Linked DNA regions of Homo sapiens: all the other regions are linked to region 3. Evidence: chromatin contacts called from ENCODE Hi-C or POLR2A ChIA-PET data. All regions are on one chromosome and are shown on one strand. The core of a region is the stretch at or near the end of the contact, and the rest is flanking DNA. Distances in the headings are between cores, read along the strand shown.

What was found. A loop is a pair of places that touch in the nucleus more often than their neighbours do. ChIA-PET counts read pairs that join two places held with the same protein, here RNA polymerase II (POLR2A). Pooled maps may share reads with other maps.
Region 1: a map of sigmoid colon shows a loop between it and region 3 (11-fold over the local background). The contact joins the promoter of LEMD2 here to the promoter of IP6K3 in region 3. A Hi-C loop is called at or near these places in 7 of 168 maps with a recorded cell type or tissue (A673, IMR-90, ascending aorta and 4 more), 1 of 37 single-sample maps with no recorded cell type and 15 of 50 pooled maps. POLR2A ChIA-PET finds 5 or more read pairs at or near these places in 9 of 52 experiments (A673, AG04449, AG04450 and 6 more).
Region 2: a loop to region 3 is called in a map of heart right ventricle, with 11 times the contacts of the local background. The contact joins the promoter of UQCC2 here to the promoter of IP6K3 in region 3. A Hi-C loop is called at or near these places in 24 of 168 maps with a recorded cell type or tissue (B cell, CD4-positive, alpha-beta T cell, CD4-positive, alpha-beta memory T cell and 15 more), 7 of 37 single-sample maps with no recorded cell type and 33 of 50 pooled maps. POLR2A ChIA-PET finds 5 or more read pairs at or near these places in 21 of 52 experiments (A673, CD4-positive, alpha-beta T cell, Caco-2 and 17 more).

Annotation. Positions count from the first base shown.
Region 1 is chr6:33,787,273-33,791,654 of GRCh38, forward strand. It overlaps LEMD2 (LEM domain nuclear envelope protein 2), which reads right to left and starts at 1,858. Exons shown (of 9, transcript NM_181336.4): 1 at 1,109-1,858. The coding sequence starts at 1,844. It overlaps LOC105375024 (a long non-coding RNA gene), which reads left to right and starts at 2,106. Exons shown (of 3, transcript XR_926707.3): 1 at 2,106-4,382. RefSeq lists enhancers at 822-1,371, 1,984-2,073, 3,284-3,887 and silencers at 1,024-1,473, 1,514-1,893.
Region 2 is chr6:33,708,771-33,712,963 of GRCh38, forward strand. It overlaps UQCC2 (ubiquinol-cytochrome c reductase complex assembly factor 2), which reads right to left and starts at 2,930. Exons shown (of 4, transcript NM_032340.4): 1 at 2,779-2,930. The coding sequence starts at 2,916. It overlaps LOC124901304 (a long non-coding RNA gene), which reads right to left and starts at 2,679. Exons shown (of 3, transcript XR_007059548.1): 1 at 2,538-2,679; 2 at 1,925-2,081; 3 at 809-993. RefSeq lists enhancers at 1,526-2,423, 2,450-2,499.
Region 3 is chr6:33,744,407-33,748,895 of GRCh38, forward strand. IP6K3 (inositol hexakisphosphate kinase 3) reads right to left here and starts at 2,499. Exons shown (of 6, transcript NM_054111.5): 1 at 2,352-2,499. RefSeq lists enhancers at 1-332, 333-1,225, 1,226-2,119 and a silencer at 98-227.

The DNA.
Region 1 (4,382 bases), core at 608-3,107, 42 kb after region 3:
CAGTGTAGTTATAGTACCATGACACTCCCAGGTCTCCTTAATTTCTCTAGCAGGTCGACAAACTATTCACATAGTTGATAAATGCTCTCATAGTGGGGAAATCATTTGGGTGTTTGCACACGAGTCTGTTAATACCCTTGCCCACAGACTTGTACACTCCCAAACATCCATCTGCCACACCAGCTAAGACATACTTTAGCTTTTTCCTGTATTTTGGCAGTTCCTGCTAGGCATGAAAGGATGTGGCCTTGGCTGGAAGCTGGGAACAGTATTAGTCACATTCGTGCTTTGTAAAGAGTATTAAAAGTTGGTGAACTACAGTGGCCCTTTATACCTAAATGTATAATGAAATGATCTCTATGTTTCCTTTCAGAAAACACACAATCCTCAGCTATTCCGGATACATACTGTATCCTGCAGACCTCTCATTGGCATATCTAACCATGTAACTTAAATGTGGCCAGAAGGATGGCTGTGAGCATCCTTGAGTCGTAGTCTCTCTCTTAACACACTCCATGAGGGTGCTACAAGCAATGATAAGGGCCTCCAGTTGCGATCAGTTTAACCTGTCTGGCAAGCAAGGCTGGTAGATTCTCCTGTTGACAAAGCGGCGGCCCTGTGATTCAAAGAAGTGGAGAGTGGACTTTTTGGTGCTACAAAGGTGGGACCCCCAACCAGATCCTATCTGTGGGCCACTGAAATCTGGAGTGCCTTCAAACAGGCACTAAATGTGTAAGCCAGAGGTCAAAAGGGAAGAACCCAAACGGATGGGGTGAATCTGTTAGAGGGGGGTGTGGCTTCCTCTCCAGGGAGAAAACCAGAGGTTGGAGGAGCAGTGACTACAGCTTGTGATTGAAAGGGAGACGTTAGAAGGGAGGGCTGGGGCAGAAAAGGAGAACAGGAGAAAGTGAAGGCAGAAATTATTGCAGATGCAGGAGCCTTGGCCCTCTCTTCCCACAGCTGGAAGAAGGCAGGCCTGGAAATGAGAAGACAGTCAGAGGCAGCTGACAAGGCCGGAAGTGCGCGGCCTGGCGCCGACAGGAACGGGGGGTCCTCCGGCGGACACACGCGCGCCCAGGGCCCTCCCCTGCGCCGGCCCAGGACGTACTGTTGTCCTCCGCCTCCTGCGGCGCTGAGGGCTTGCCCATCTTCACCCAAAGGATGCCCAGGAAGACGAGCAGTAGCCCTAGGCTGGCCCAGAGCAGAAGCCGAGAGAGCCAGCGCTCCAGCCGGCGCCCCACCTCAGGCCGGGCCCTCGCCGCGCCAGCAGGGCCCGCTCGAGTCGCCCGCAGGCCCGGGCGCGGGTCGGGACCGAGGAGGGAGGAAGGCAGCCGCGCCGGGGCGGGAGACGCTGCCCACCAGCGGCGGGCCGCGAGACCCGGGCCCTGCGTGGCCCTGTCGGGCGTCCGGGCGTCCTCGTCCTCCTCGGAGCTGCCCCGGACCGAGGCGCGGCGCCTGAGTTGCGCCGGGCGGGCAGGATAGGCGAGGCCGCGGCTCCCTACCCAGGAAGCCGCGGAGGGCCGGATATCACCGTAGGCCCCAGGGGTCGCGTAGGCCGAGCCCGAGGCCGGCTGGGAGAGCCAGGGCTCCGCCCGCGGAGAGGCCGCGGCGGGCCGGGCGCGCAGCGGCGCATCCTCGCGTAACCGGGCCTCTTCCCGTAACCGCTCCTCGCCCCGCGGCCGGGCCTCCTCCCGCAGCCGCTCCTCGTCGCGCAGCCGGGCCTCGCCCCGCAGGCGGCGCAGCTTGTTGCGGTAGACATCCCGGGTGGTGTCGGTGATGGGTCCTGGCTGGAAGCCCAGGGCCTGCAGCTCCCGCCGCAGTTCCAGGTCCGACAGGCCGGCCATGGCCAGGACGCCGCCCCCCGCCCGCCCCTGGCGCGCACCGCACCCGGAACTGCTCCCTCCCGCAGGCGCGGCGGAGCGGGCGGGGCCACGCGCCATGATGGGAAGGTCGGTCGCCATGTTGGGAAGGTCTGCACTTGGCCTTTGGTCGGCCATGATGAGGCGGTCTGACGTGGCTCTTAGAGCCGCCATGGTGGGAAGGTCCAAGGGGGATTAAATTTTTTGTTTTGTTTTGTTTTGTTTTGTTTTTCTCTCTCTCTCCGCTCTCCCACTTCCCTTTGTTTGTTAGATCAAGCGGTATTAATCTCTGAGTCCTCCAACCCTAGCTCTGCCTCTGGCAGGTGGTAAGCGTTCAGTAAAGTCAGCGTTGATTTAATAGATGAATTGCTTAATGGTGAACGAAGCCACTGCCACGAATGGAGAGACAGGATGATTTGCCTCTCTGGGCTTGGGGACTGATGTGTGATCCGGTTTTATTTGGGTCTTAGAGTACACTCCAGGCATGCTCCAAGACCCTGTCCCGACTTCGGGCTTGTTAACTGGGCGACACTGAGCACCAAGTAGGTGCGATCCCTGCCTTAGGACAGACACTGGCCCCCAAGGAGCGCCAGCCTGGAGGAGACGCAGCATCCATGGTGGAGGCAGAGGAGCAAAATGCCCTTGGGTTCGAATGGGCAGTTGAGGCTTCTCTGCGGAGGGCCTGTGTCTGCGTAATGGGATTTTTACAAGGAGACATGGGAGAGAGAAGACTCCAGAGATACACGGTCTTGCAGCCTCACTGGTGGTTTAGGTTGTGGGCTTTGGAGCCAGACAGTTCGATTTCAAATCCCTACTCACAACTATTAGATGTGTGATCATATTCAATTAACATTGTTAGCCTATTTGCCAGTAAACCTCAATAGAGTTGCTGTGAGGATTAGAAGAGGTAGTTTGGCTAAGGTGCTTGGGACAGTGCCTGGCACACGTTCATGCGTGTTTATACTTAACCCACATCTTTGCAGTGTCAGTGCTGTGTAGAGCCTCCCACAGGGCAGGTGATTTGGTTACATGAAGGCTCTTAGCAGGAAACCCCTAAGGGAAGCAAGGGAATGTGGCAACTGGAAATAGAACCAGTTTATAATCTTCCTTCCACATCCCTCAACTCCCATTCCCAAACATTTATTGCCGGCCCAATGGGTTCCATCCATTTCTACCCCTGCCATTCCATTCTCCCCTTCCCCCAGGCCCCTCCTCCCTGGAACTGCCCCGTATCTGTCCCAACAGCCCCCTTGCCCATTCCCCACTTTATTCCCTCCCCTCCCTGACACCCTGGGCAATGCTATGCTCCTCTGTCTGGGTTTTGCATTCCTGCCACTTGCTCCACCTCAGGGGTATTCAACACTGGCCACAATTGCTGGGAAAATGACAGCCTCGGCTTGGTCAGCTTCCACTGTTAGCCTCCCCATCTCCCCTGACTTAGCTGCTCCCATGTGGTGTGATTTCTCTCACCAAGTGTTGTTTTCCTTTTCCCTGCATGTGTTTGCACAGAATGCCATGAATTTGATATAGTGATTGCCTAACACATATACCACATAATAGTATTTTATTTCTTTCTGAAGCACTGTTTGCATGACAAATGAGTTGGTAACATTTGTGCAACTCCTTGCAGCTGTGCGGTTCAATATATAAAGAATGAGCCTTTCGGCATCAGTACTGGCCCCATGTATTCTAAGAGGGCTTGAAACTAATGCTTAAACAAAGTTATCGTTACAGCATTTCACAGAGTTATGGTCTATTTTATAACAATGGATCTCAGGGCGATTTAAAAATATGGACTGAACTGGAGCCACCCCCAGTGGTGGCACGCAATGTGGGCTTTGTCAGCTTCCTTGTGTTTGGGGACACTGCTGCCGCTCCACACACGTAGGGTCAAGTGGCCCACAGCCCCTCCCCCAGAACCCTGTTGTCTTCCCTGTGGTGTAGAACCCACTGTGCTTGGAGTTGTGGCCTTTGGCCACCCATGGTCAGCCCTTTTACCTCCATTGTGGCTTCTGGCTGTGGATGGCCTTGTCTTGCAGGATCTTACAGGCAGGCCTTTGGATGTGCACCAAGGGGCACCCAGTGACCACTTAACTGCAAATTTGCTGATCAATGCTCCCCTTCCCCACCCCCTCTGAGAAGGAACCTCACAAGTTAGTCAGGCGTTCCTCCCAGTTTTTGGGCCTTTCCATTTCATCCTGAATTCCCAGCTCCAGTCACGTTCCTGCCCAGATTTATAGCCCCTCTTTGGTTTAGTGAAGTTGGCGTGTTGCTTTTTGCTTTCCTCCACACAACCATCCACATGCTGCCCTCCACTTGGAAGGGCTCGACCTCAGCTCTTCTTTGCCACTGCTGCCCCTTCGGGAGCTACCCACGAAACCTGCCAGGGCTTCTGGCAGCCAGCCTTTCTGTGCCTTCAGCCTGGCTCTCCTGCTGGGCCTGTCCATGGCAGGAAGGCTTATTGTAAAGAAAAGGGCAATATTGCAAAGTCAGAGGCTGCTCTGCATGCCCTCCTTTCTCATC
Region 2 (4,193 bases), core at 1,680-4,179, 35 kb before region 3:
GTAGGAGTGACTCACAATAGTGTTTTCAATTCCAGCAAGGAATTGCGCCCTTCAAAAATTACCACAAAGATTTACTAAGGCCAGGTGCATTCTCAGGTGACATTAGGATGAGGTACCGCAACAGTGGTCCTGAGTAATGCACCTGCTGCCATTGTGCACTGGTTCACTCTACCAGGAATGCATTCATCAGCTGCTACAGAATCACTAACACAGCCATGAGTTGCATCTGCAGCTGGGACTCAAACCTGTGTGGGCCTTTGACTGATCAGAAACGATTGCCCTAGGTGATGACAACTCCGAAAGAGAAAACTCTTTCCTCCTTTGCTGGCTCCTCTTACACTAACAATCAAGCAAGTGAATGTTACGCTCTCTCACCTCCCCAAGGATGGAGCCGCTGACTGCTCAACTGTAAGCTCCTCAGTGGTGAAGGCCAGGTTATGGCCTTCCTCCATAGATCCTGCAATTTCCCAAACATGGTAAGCTCTCAAATCAATTCTCACCACTCAGGACACACAAATATTCCTTTCTCACTCTTCACAACTTCTCTTCATCTAGTTCTGCTACATCTGAAACTATATTCAAATTATCTTTGTCTCATGAGCCACAACCAATTATTTACTTATCCATTCAGACATTTACTGAGTGTTTTTTTATGGGCCAAGAACTAGCTAGACACTCGTAGGGGAGAGAGGGAAAGATAAAAATGGCATCATCTCTATTTTCAGGAAGCTCATACTAAAAATATGCAGGGAGTACAGCTTTAGAAAGTTCACGGGTTTGTAGAATTGGGACTAGATAAGATTCTTGCCTTAAAGATCTTTACACTTTGGGCCAGTGAAGACCACCATGAATAATGTGAGGGCCCTGGGTATCGTATAACCTGGGCCAGACACTCCCCAGGCTGCCAGCCAATCAGCAGTACAGTCACAATGATGCCACTGGGCGTGCTCCTGCTCCTTTAGGTGGGCTGGCTTGGCTCTGTTTCGGGCTAAGCTGAAAAAAAAAAAACCCATGTTCCTTCTGTAACAAGTCTTGGCCAAGTTTCACAAGTCATTTCTTCAGACTGTGTGTATATGCATCTCATTATCTCATTTCATTTCTGGTCTCTTGCCCGAGCCCCAGGCTCAAATATAGCACTGCCTACTTGACATTGCCACTTGGAAATCAGTGTACTTGGCATCTCAGGTTTAACCTGCTTAACACCGAACTCGAGATATTCTTCCTACACTTCACCTATTCCTACCTCAGTAAATGGCACCATCTTAGACCTAGATGCCCAGGCCAAAAAATATCTAGGTGCTATCTTTGGTTCCTCTCTTTTCCTTTATCCCACATCCCATATATCAGCAAGTCCTGCTGACTCAACCTGCGCATAACCTGAATCCAACCACTTCCATCTTCTGTGCTGCCGTCCTCATCCAACCCCCCACCATCTGTCGCTTATAGTACCATAATCGGCTTCTCTCCAGCCTCTTTTTTTGTTATTGCCCCCTATAGCCCACTCACCACATACAACCAGAATAGTCTTTTAAAAAGTAAATTAGGGCACATCAGTCCCCTCACTAAACATCCCCAGTGACTTCTCACTGGCCTTATAATGAGGTCTAAAGCTAATCAGAACAGATAATATCCTACTGTGCCTGGCTCCGGACCTTCACCTTAGCAAACTCCACCTTACTTACTACCCTGCAGCCATTCTGGCTTTCTTTCTGTCCTCAAACATGTCAATCTGCCTCCTGCCTCTGGACATGTGCAGTGTCTGGAATGTCCTTCCCGCCAAGTGTACATGGCTGGCTCATCCTCTTGCCTTAGGTCTCACCTATGTGTCATCTCCTCAGAAAGGCCCCACTAATAACATTACCCTTTTATCACGCTACCCTATTTTCTATCGATCACAGTACTTATCTGTCTTACGTACACTTACCTGCTTATTGTGTCCTGAACTACAATGTAAAACTTCATGCGGGCAGGACTTCACCTGTTTAACACTGCTGTTTCCCTAGCACCGTTCCAGGCATATGGTAGGTGCTCAATAAATACGAGCTATATGAATGAATGAATCCCAGAGCTGCAGCGCCAACCTGGAGGAAAGCAAGAACATAGGCCTACTACTCACACACAGCTGCGTGAGCTGAGGACCCAAACCTGCTGCACAGGCTTACAGGGGCTCAGGAAGAACGCAAACGCTTAGCGGGGACCTGCAGAGTTAACTGGGGATTAGCTCAGTCAATACACAACACTGCGAAATAATGAGGTAATGCTACCGTGACAAGGAAGCAAAAAGCTGAGGCTGTCACCAGCTGCCACTGGTGGTGTGGGTCTCAACTCTCTCTGCACCTTGAATCACCTGGAGAGCTTTTAAAACTCTGAGGTCAAGACCCCACCCCTAGAGATTCTGCATTTGAAGTTTTTGTTTGTTTTTTGATTTGTAGAGACGGAGTCCCACTATGTTGCCCAGGAGGTCATCCTGGGCTCAAGCGATCCTCCCGCCTCGGCCTCTCAAAGAGTGCTGGAATTATAGGTGTGAACCGCCGCACCCGGCCCATCTGGAGTTTAAAAAAAGCTTCTTCGGCAATTCCAAGGTGCAGCCGGGGGAGAGCGCTGAATACAACGGGCGTCGCTATCAGTAGCTCCCTGGGGGAAAAAGGGGGTCCGCGCTCACGTGCTGCCTGGAAAGAGGGCGCGCGCATGCGCAGATCCCCCTGCTAGCGCGCTCGTTGGCCCCGCCCCTGCCTCGTCCTTTCCTCCCCTCGTCCCAGCCGCCTCCCCGCCGGTCACCTGGGTATTCTCTCCCTCCCGAAAGGCCTGTGCTACCCGCTGTCGCAGGTAAGCGCCCAAGTCCCGGCCCCGTTTGGTCTCGTCCACTGGCCATTCCTCACAGAGCTTAAGAAAACGCCGGTACCGGCTGGCCGCCATCTTGGGCCCCGCGTGTTCCCGCCTTAGCGGGAGGAGTCGGCGCCGACGAATGGCGCTTGCGCACTAAGCCTCGCCGCCTGCCTTAGGAGTGGAGCGGGAGGCCGGAGTGGGCATGCGCGACTTTGTAGGCGCACCGCTACTCTCCGTGTAGGGGCGCTGCTCGCCTTTCTCTGCAAGCCGAGCTAATTCAGTCTTCGTCCTCCTGGAACCGGCCCAGCTCCCAGGGGCAAGGCGGACGTGGAGTACCCCAGAGACAGCTTTGCGTCTCTTTTTCAATGACTGCACAAGCTTGAGACTAAAAAACCCTCCCCCGAGGCCTCCGCTGTTTTGCATAAACCAATATATTTGCATGTAAATACAGGTTACTGGATGAAAATATGTTTGAACGTTGTTCGTGGGTGCCCCCGTACCTGTCACTATCCCTTGGTACTCGGCCTCAATTCCTTCTTTAGTGCTTCCTAGTTCTTGTTCTTCTCTGCCCAGTCCCTGTTAGTATCCCTTCTGTTCCCCCCTTCCTACCCCTCATAAGCCAGACATTTTTCTCTGGGAGGCGCAGGTTTTCTAGCATGAGCAATGCCAACTGTGTTGATTCAGACTAGAAAAACTTTTTTTTTCTTTACAATTTATTATTTTGTATTGTGGTAAAATACACATAACAAAATTTACTATCTTAACCATTTTTTTTAGACAAGGTCTTGCTATGTGGCCCATGCTGGTCTCAAACTCCTGGGCTCAAGTGATCCTCCCACCTTGGCCTCCCAAAGTGCTGGGATTACAGGTGTGAGCCACCACACCTGGCCTTAACCTTTTATTTATTTATTTATTTATTTTGAGATGGAGTCTTGCTCTGTGGCTCTGTCGCCCAGGCTGGTGTTCAGTGAATGGCGCAACCTCCGCCTCCCGGGTTCAAGTGATTCTCCTGCCTCAGCCTCCCAAGTAGCTGGGACTACAGGCGCCCGCCATCATGCCTGGCTATGTTTTGTATTTTTAGTAGGGACAGGGTTTTACCATGTTGGCCAGGCTGATCTCGAACTCCTGACCTCAGGCGATCCACCTGCCTCGGCCTCCCAAAATGCTGGGATTACAGGCGTGAGCCACGGTGCCCAGCCAGCCATTTTTAAGTGTACAGTTCATGGGTATGAAATAGCACTGAATAATGTTGTGCAGCCATCGCACCATCTCCGTAACTCTTGTAAAACTGAAACTCCATACTCATTAAACAATAAATCCCCATTTCCCCCTCTCCCCCCAGCCCCTGGCAACGACCATTCTATTTT
Region 3 (4,489 bases), core at 1,249-3,748:
TTATGGTTGCAAGATGGAACAGCTCTTTAAGGTCAAAACACAATAATGGGATGGAGTGTGTGTGCGTGCATGTGTTTGTATGTTTGTGTGAGTGTGTGTGAATGCTTGTGCGTGTGTGGGAGTGTGTGGCTGAGGGAGAATGCAGGCAAGGTTTTTCCCCACCAGAGGGCAGCAGCACACACGTTGAGGCCCCAAATGCCTGAGAGGGATTAACTGGAAACTAAAGCCAGCACCCACCTCCTCACCCAGCCACTGGGGGACACATTCTTGGAACTGCCCTAGGTTTGCCTGGCTTTGCCCAGACCTGTCCCAGAGAGCCTCGATGGCAGCTGAAGTTCTGCCTCCACCAGGCAGATGTTTTTGAAAAGCTCAGAAGCCATCATTGAGGTTGGATTCTCCCCATAACGTTCTATAACATCTCTTGCCCTCCCCTCCCACTGCTTAACCAGGGTCAGGGGCTGAAGGGGAGGGGGTGGGAATGGGCTGGGGGTGGTGGGGCACTTGAGAGCCCATCTGGGCAGAGCAGGATGGGGTCTCCAGCGATCTCCACCCCATCTGTCCATCCCGCCCAGGCTGTGGCACCCTGGTGGGTGGGTGAGGCCTCTCAGCTGCCAGCTGGGCCTCCCAGCCCCGGATGAGTTGCAGTAACTATTATTAAGGTAACACACTGCAACTGCAGCCCGCGGGCCAGCACGCGCTGCCACCCTGCGCCTCCCCAGCCAGTGCACGTGCTTTCTTCCCTGAAGGACCTGATGCTCATAAAGTTTATTGCTGTTCCCTGTGGCTGCTAGTGAACAAGAGAGCAACCATCCGGGTTTCTGCCTGGGAAGGATTTATTCAGGCTCTGTGGAGGGCAGGAGAAAGAAGGAGATGCCGCTGGCCAGGGGGTGGGCTTGGCCTGGCCTGTGACCCCCGGAAGCAGCAGAGGACAGGGAGGGCCCCAGAGGCCACAGGAGCATTGAGGGGCAGGGATGCAGGGAAGTGGCCCAGGAGGGGACAGGAGACCTGGTTCTGCCTCAGGCTCCCTGAGCCTGCCTCTCGGGGCCTCAGCTTCCCTATCTGTACTGAGAGCTGTCTGACCCTGCCATGTTCTTACCCTCCTATGGGACAACCCCCCCTTTGATTCAGCAAGGCAAAGTGGTGGGGAAAAATCACCATGGTGGGGGGTCGGGGGGCTGGCAGAGGCTCTTTCTAATTGAAAGAGATTTAAGAGACCTGCTGACCCAATGCCTTTTGACTGGATCCTTTTCTAACAAAACATTAACAGACATGTAGGGCCAGCTGGGGAAAGGAGACTGCAGACAGGATGCAGACGCTCATGGGTAGTTGTTCATTTGTTAGTGGACAGTGGGTTATGTGAGGACCTGCTGAGGACTTTGTGCAGGGGAGAGGCGTGCTGTGATGTCAGAACACTCTAGCTGTAGCGTATTCAATGAAACAAATACGACAAAACTCGGGCCACTGCTGAAATCAGGCGCAGGATGTACAAGTGTGCATGAGATCATTCCCTCTATTTGTATGCTTGAAGTTTTTCATAATAAAAGGTTAAAAAATAAATGGGTAGCTTTTTAAAAATGTAGAAGGCAGAGTCCCTCCCTATGGGATCAGAATTTCAGGGGAAGGGGCCTGGCATGGGGGGTTTAAGGCCCCCAAGGCAAGCTCAGTTCTCAGGTTCACTAGGGTACCTAGAAGAGTCATGGGTGGGGGCCAAGACTCCACCACTGCCCAGGGCATCAGGGACCACCGTTTGGTGGAGACATGTCTCCCACCCCCATGACCGCCATCCCGTGGTCTACCACCACCCTGCACCAGGCCCCAGGCAGCTGCTGTAGATGCTGATGTCATCCAGCCTGGTGCCGGCCTCCTGCCCCCTCCCGTGGAAAGCTGGGGCTGCTGGGCTAGGACATGCTGTTCCTGTGCCCAGGGGATGCTGCCCGCGTTTCTTGGACACCGGCCTCTGTTAAGGGTTAACGCAGCCCCCGGTACTTGCCCCTCCCCCCAGCTTCCTCTGTAGTCCCAGTCCACCCTGAAGTGAGAGGGCTCCAGGCACCCCTGGAAGGGGAGGGGTGGAATTCCCCTGGGAGAAGGGAGAGGGATGAAAGAGGAACAGATGCCAGAATTCCTATACACTGAACTGTCCCAACGCCCTACCCCACCCCCGCCACACACAGATGGACAGACCTCCACGAAGACGCTGGCACCTCCGTGGGGCAGACTCCTGGCCAGCCTGGAATGGAGACAAGACCCCAGGGTACAGACAGGCCCTGTGAACACGAGACCCTCTCTCCCCTCAGTCAGGCCCCGTCAAAGAGGCTGGCCCTGCCCATCCCTGCCTACAAGGCAGCACTCACCAGAGCTTCCTCCGAGATCGTGGGGAGTGTATGGAAGGCAGGGCCCAGGAATCTTGTCTCTCAGTGCCCACCATGTACAGGCATCAGGCAATGGCCCGTCCCAGCGTGGAGCATTTGCTGTTCACCAGAGCCCTGGTGCGGGAGGTCTGCCCGGGAGGGCCGGGCTGCCGTGGCCTGGGGAGGGAAGGGTCACCTGACCCTCTGGGGAAGGGCTGGTGGGGACTGGCATGTCCAGCTGTCAGCTGGGTGTTCTGCTGCTCTGGGGCAGGGCCAGAGGGGCTGGAAGGGAGGGGACAAAGAGGAGGAGAGAGAAGAGGGGAGGAGGAAAGGAGGACTGGTCTGAGGCAGGGGAGAGTTCAGCTCAGCTGCCCACGTAGATGTCAGGACCTGGGCACCAAGGGCCCATCACCCCAAGGCCCTGGTTATTTTTTGATTCCTAATTCAAAAGGAAAGGGGTGAGTCTCGGGTTGGGGGGTTCATGCTCTCCCTTCTGCTGGGCTTCTTGCCCCATCCTCTCTGCAAGAACCTCACTGCAGCTTACCCCATACTGTGGCTGCCAGAGAAGGAAAGTCAGGCGGCAAGACGTTCCATCAGTCAACAGTCAGTTAGACTGAGGACAATCAGGCCATCAACAAGCATTTTTTGAGACCCCCTGCTAGGGCTGACCAAGCACCCCCAGTGTCAGGGGATTACAGCTGGGGGGCTCAGCAAGTCAGAGGGCAACTCCAGGATAAGTGTCTGGTGAGAGAATAGAGGACTTTGCAGAGAGTGAGGAGGGCATCCTGGAGGAGCTGACCGGCTGAGAGCTGAAGGAGAAACAGGGTCATTTGGTTGAGTGGGGGAGGGTGGTGAGAAGGGGGCTCTAGCTACAGGAGAGGCTGTGCAGAGGCCCAGAGGCCCAGAGGCCCAGAGGCAGGTGGGAGCAGGGTCAGGGAGGTGGAAGCTGCAGGGAGTGGGACTGGGGAGAGATGGGGCAGGGACGAGGTGGCCTCACCAGCCTCTGTCCTCAGCCTCTGGGAGGAACTGAGGTGCTTTATGCCAGGAAGAGTCGGCTCAGGCTTGTGTTTAAAACTCTCAAAGGTGGGCAGACAGATGCTGTCCTCTGGGAGAGTCCTAGCCTGGTTGGGAGAGGGGGCAGTGTGGGGAAGGAGACGGCGAGTTCCTGAGATGTTCAGGAATCAGGCTGGTGGACCGGGAGAGAGGGGGTGGGAGCAAAGGACAGGGTTCATCAGGGGACAGGCTTCAGGTCCAAGTAACCCTGGACCAGTATTAGGAAGATCAAGCTACCCTGGACATCTGGCTGAAGTTCCCCTGGGCACTGGTGCCCCACCTGCCTTTCCTGGGCTGCTCCATATGTGGATGAGGGGCTCAGCCTCCTCTCTGGCCAGAGATGCTGCTTGCTCCACTCGGGCCCAGGTTGCCCACTGGTCTGGTTCAGCCTCTCTCGGACTCATCCCCCAGGACCCCCTTACCCATCTTCTGGTCCCTCCAGACCTGTTGGTGTAGTACTTACTCCATTTCCACATGTCCATGGAGAACATGTTCCAGGACGGCCCCTTCTCCCTCACCGCTCATTTCACAGAGGTAAGATGGGGCAGGTGGACTGAACCCATTCTCCTGGCCCTCACCCGCCAGCCATTGTCCATTCAGTGCCCTCTACGCCCACTTCAACGCTCAGCACAGCAGGAGCCGCTCAGCAGATGTGTTAGCGGCAAGAGAACAAGGGGTGGCTGGGCACGGTGGCTCACACCTGTAATCCTAACATTTTGAGAGGCAGAGGCAGAGGCAGGAGGAATGCTTGAGCTCAGAAGGCTGAGGCTGTGGTAAGCCATAATTGATCATGCCACTGCGCTCCAGCTGGGCGACACAGAGAGACCCTGTCTCCAAAAAAAAAAAAAAAAAAAAAAAAAGCCTCCCGTGATGGGGAGGCTGCAGCCTGTGTGGGGCTACCTACCTGCCCAGCTGCCTTCGGGTGGCTGAGCTCCTCTCCCATCTCCACTGTGTGGATGGACGTGGGCCTCCCCACACCCAGAGAGGGAAGAGCCCCACAGAAATAACAGGAATTCCTGGGGTGCCCTGAAGCCTGGTTTAAAGTGGGGTGGGGATCCGATCCTCCCCTCCCTGCCCCCTGACTCCCC